Linked DNA regions of Homo sapiens: region 1 is linked to region 2. Evidence: read pairs that join two places in POLR2A ChIA-PET (ENCODE). Cell type or tissue: Caco-2. All regions are shown on one strand.

Evidence for each region. Peaks named below come from ENCODE experiments on the same cell type or tissue, not always from the same donor. Only the 100,000 strongest peaks of a DNase experiment are listed, where the experiment ranks them.
Region 1: POLR2A ChIA-PET joins it to region 2 with 7 read pairs; 2 of 35 experiments call an interaction of 5 or more read pairs at or near these places.

What each region holds. Positions count from the first base shown.
Region 1 is chr2:69,788,262-69,790,761 of GRCh38, reverse strand. All of the region lies in intron 3 of ANXA4 (annexin A4), which reads right to left. It overlaps SMANTIS (SMARCA4 interacting SWI/SNF chromatin remodeling complex scaffold lncRNA), which reads left to right. Exons shown (of 3, transcript NR_164155.1): 2 at 326-497; 3 at 836-1,213. Among named protein-coding and RNA genes, the nearest start is that of SMANTIS, 9.5 kb to the left of the region's middle. In Caco-2, no CTCF peak of the experiment used is centred here; a DNase peak (open chromatin) is centred at 1,381.
Region 2 is chr2:69,659,820-69,662,319 of GRCh38, reverse strand. It overlaps a transcript of ANXA4 not described here. Among named protein-coding and RNA genes, the nearest start is that of AAK1, 17 kb to the right of the region's middle. In Caco-2, no CTCF peak of the experiment used is centred here; no DNase peak of the experiment used is centred here.

The DNA.
Region 1 (2,500 bases), 130 kb before region 2:
AGAGAAAACAGAAAGGCATCGGTAATAGAAAAATCTGGAAACATGTTCTAGTTCTGGGCAATTATCCTACAAATCCTGCCAGGTAAACTAGAACCCCAGGGTTTCTCCCTTTTTTGGGAAAGTAAGACCAAGGAAGCTAAACAAAGCCAAGCCCCATATACCCACTTACAGCAGCACAACCCATCTGAATGGCTCACAGGTATCAAACAAACTCTGTTGTCATGGTTACGGCCTATAGTGCCCCCATTAATAATAGTAATCTTAATACTCATATTTAGAACCTATATTCTAAACCTCCTTGTGAAGTTTATCTCTTCTCGCTTAGAAACCATCAAGCTTCAGATGGTGCTGAAAATGGAGCCGAAAATGAAACTGCCCTCCTACGAGGGACCCTTAAATCAACCCCAGGAGGAGCCCTAGCTGCTGTTCCCCACACAACGCCACTCTCCAGCAGGAAGTAGCCAGAAGAAATCGTCACCCAGTTTCCCCTAGCAGCAGTTATGGATTTCATTCCTGAGGGGGGAAATATGTTATAGGAGGCAGAAAGAAATGATTTAGGTAGACATTTAGGGTAAAGTGAGTCCCCAGCAGAAAACTTTCCTTTTAACAAAAAGCAGCTCAAAAATAGCTCCCTTTCTAACCTCATGCAGTTCAAAAAAAAAGCACTTCTCTTCTAACAACAAGCAGCCTGAAAGTTCAGGCTGTAAAACACAGAGAAGATGGCTTGAGCACAGAAAGGGAGGGGGAAGTCTCCTGGGTAATCACCAAACTTCACATTTACACAGTGGGCCCCAGTAAAACAGTGGGTCTTAATAAGCATATTCCTTCCCTTTAGGCGCAGTAAGATTGAGGAGCTAAAAACAGACTTGGGTGGATGTCTGCAGCTGCAAGAAGATGTGTGGGAACAGACACAGAAACTCTCCCTCCCAGATAAGCAAGACAAAGAAACACAGAATAAGAGTCCATCTATGTGGTCAGAGAATGGGATAAGAGCTGATTTAAAAAAACTCTGCTCTATATAGAAGGCACACCTGGTCCCAACCAAACCACTGGACCCTAGGAGGATAAGACCTCCTCTGCTCATGAGCCCCCTCCTCAGTAGCCCATTTATAAAAACCCTGACAATTTTACTACCACTTGGCAACCCGCTCGGGACCCCTCTCTGTGATGGAGAGCTGTTCTTTTCTTTTGCCTATTAAACTCCTGCTCCAAACTCACTGTGTGTGTGTCTGTCTGCAACCTCAATCTCCTTGGCCATGACACCAAAAACCTTAGTATTTACCCCAGACAACAAGGCTGCTTCACCAGCCTTCTCACATTAAATTCCACACATTGCATGTCGGTGCTGTCACAGCTGTGTCTATCACCACAGCAACAAGCAGACGGACTCAAGGCAAGAATGTGGACTTAGTGCTGATGACCCCGAGCTTGAGATGGGATCTGCCTAGTGTGAGCCATGGCTCAGTTTCACTCACTGTGCGACTTGGTGAGAGTTACTCGGCCTCTCTGGGTCTCAGTTTCACATCTGTAAAATGGGGCTAAAATAACAATAGGAATAGCTGCTTTCACTAAATCACAGGTTGTTGCATATATCCAATGAGATAATGTCTGTGAAACTGCTTTGTAAATCTGTGGCACCATATACACACCAGCACTAATTGGAAAACAAATACATTTCTAAAATTTAATATGCAGATTCATGATGTCGTAATTCAAAGCAGGTTTAAACAATAGGGGAAATCCATAATGAGTATATTAAATTTATCATTCTTTATTAAAGTGAAGAACTAATGCCCCTCCCCATCCAGTTTGTCCCAACTTATCTCAACTTGTTCCATGTGTTTTCTTTCCCTCCCTCCCTCCCTCTCCTCCTTCTTTCCTTCCTTCTTCCCTTCTTTCCCTCTTTCTTTTTTTTTTTTTTTTTGAGATGGAGTCTCGCTCTGTCGCCCAGCCTGGAGTGCAGTGGTGCAATCTCAGCTCACTGCAAGCTCCACCTCCCGGGTTCACGCCATTCTCCTGCCTCAGCCTCCTGAGTAGCTGGGACTACAGGCGCCCGCCACCACGCCCAGCTAATTTTTTTGTATTTTTAGTAGAGACGGGGTTTCACCGTGTTAGCCAGGATGGTCTCGATCTCCTGACCTCGTGATCCACCCGCCTCAGCCTCCCAAAGTGCTGGGATTACAGGCGTGAGCCACCGTGCCCAGCCTCTTTCTTTCTTTTTTGAGATGGAGTCTCACTCTGTCTCCCAGGCTGGAGTGCCATGGCGAGATCTCAGCTCACTGCAACCTCCACCTCCTGGGTTCAAGTGATTCTCCTGCCTCAGCCTCCCAAGTAGCTGGGATTACAGGTGTGTGCCACCACGCTTGGCTAATTTTTTTATTTTTAGTCTAGATGGGGTCTTGTCATGTTGGCCAGGCTTGTCTCGAACTTGTGGCCTCAAGTGATCTGCCCACCTCAGCCTCCCAAAGTGCTGAGATGACAGGCATGAGCCCCACACCCA
Region 2 (2,500 bases):
TGTAACTTCTGCCTGGATGTCTTGGAGTATCCTTTCTGGAAACCCTGAGCCTCCATGAAGGAAATCTGACCCTGAGCCTGCCATGTGAAGGGGCATGTGTAGATGCTCTAGTTTACAGTGCCAGTTGAGACCAACCTTCCAGCTCTTCTTATCATGGTACCCAATATGTGAGTTCTCCAGACTGGTCCATCTGCCAGCTGGATAACACCAAGTGACCTTTCTTGATGCCAGGTGGGACAGAAGAATTGCTCAGTTCAAATTCAGACCCACAAAATCATGAGATATAATGGTCACTGTTTTATGTAACCTTCAAGTGTTGGGGTGGTTTTTTAGGCAACCTTAGATAGCCAGAACACCTCGACTACATCTGGTGTCCCCATTCCAGAGAGCCACTGCATGATTCTTCAGAGAACATGCTTCCAATCATCCACCCTCGTGGAAGAGGGACAGTGGCCGCTGTGCAGTATTGGGGATGCTGACTGCTTCTTGTACAGACTTACAAGAAATCGTCCTGGGTTTAGTCTCACCTACACACCCACTTTCAGACGTATCCAGTGCAAAAAAAACTCTCTTACCCCGAGAAATCCTACTGTCATGTTGCTTCTTGGTTTTCCCTACTACTGGTTTGAAAGTCAGCTTTCTCAGGTCTGCTAAGTCAGTTATCACCTGTCCACGTGCTTTCCAGGTTCCAAACTCTTATTATTTTTTCTCTCTTCTTCCCTTGTCCTTGTGAGATTTAAAAAAATTTTGAGATCGGGACTTACTCTGTCACCCAGGCTGGAGTGCAGTGACAAGATCATAGCTCACTGTAATCACAGCTCACTGCATTTTTTTTTTCGGTAGATCTGGGGTCTCATCATCTTGCACAGGGTGGTCTTGAACTCCTGGGCTCAAGCAATCCTCCTTCCTCAGCCTCCCAAAGTGCTGAGATTACAGGAATGAGCCACTGTGCCTAATTACTCTTTTTCATTTAATAATAGTTTCTTGCATTGCATTTCTTCCTGAGTTTGATTTTCTTCTTTCTGAAATACAAATTTTAGTAGCTCCTTTAGGAAAGGTCTATGAGTTTAAATTTTCTCAGCTTTTTTTTTTTTTTTTGTCTGAAGCTTCCTTTATTTCATCTTATGCTTCAAGTATGCTTAACTGGGTACAGAATTCTAGATTTATTTTTATATTTTCCTACCCACTTTGAAGATATTAATCCTTTGTTTCTGGCCTGTATTGTTGTCATGAGAAGTCTTCTGTCTAATTGCTGTTTTCTTGTGAGTAATCTATATTTCCTCTCTTTGAGTTCTTAAGTCCGTCTGTATGTCTTTGTCAGTAAATGTAGCTATATGTGGATTTGCTTTTCTCTATGCTTTTAGGACTTATGCTTCTGGAATCTGAAGAGTTACATCTTTTTTCAGTCCTGGACATTCTCAGCCATTGTCATCTTCCCCCTCCCTTCTATTATCTCTCTTATCTCTCCCTTCTATTTTGAGTATGTTCCTATCTTCCATATCTCAACTTTTCACTCATATTCTCTCTCTCTCTCTCTCTCTCTCCCTCCCTCCCTTCTGGCAAATAGCCTCAGCTTTAACTTCTAGTTAATTGGTTCTTTCTCTTTAATTGTGTCTTATCTGCTATTTAACCATTTGCTTTAAATTTTGGTGATTATGTCTTTCATTTCTAAAATTTCCCTTTGGTAGTTCTCTAGATTTATCTGTTGTTTCTTCATACACTCTTTTTCCTAATCATAGGGTTTTGATTTCTTATTTCATTTGTAATTATTTTAAACAATACTTATTTTACATCACCTTTTAGAATGTTAGTCTAATGTTTCAGGATTTTAAGGCTCCAGTGCTCTTGTTTTGTTCTCTTAACTGAGCTTATGGGTGATTTTTTTCTTGTGTTTTACGCTGTTTTTCTATGAACTCTGTTTTACATTGATTTGTTTTAGTCTATGAGACCTTCATGTGACCTTGGTTGAAGGAGTATCCAGAGTGATTTTACGTTTGCTCCTGTAAGTGCCTCTAGGGTTTACCATTGGCCCAGAATCAATTTTTATGTTAACTTCTTAATTTAAGTGTTTCTTGACCACAAAGAGAGTATTAAGCAAAGTCAAAAGCAATGTGAAAAGCAGGTCTGGGTTTTTAATGACTCTGCAGAAATTCTTTTTTCTAACTCTTTCTTCTGCATATATAAAGACAGACAAGAAATACATACATACATACATATGTGCATACATGCATACACACAGATAGACAAGAAAATATGTATTTTCTTGTCACCTCTCTGGGCTGGTGAGTAGATTTTTTGCTATGTGTCCTTTCACTGAGGGTGCCACTCTTTGAGAGTTCCAGCTTCACACAGGATTATCTGTCTGTACCAGGCCCAGGACTAAGGTGCTTCATTCCTAGGTATGCCTTAAAATCCAAGTTCTTGACTTATGACATTTTCTCCCCAGCCCCCACTGCCACCAGCAATTGCAATGGTAGCTGGAATCTTTTCCCTCTGATTT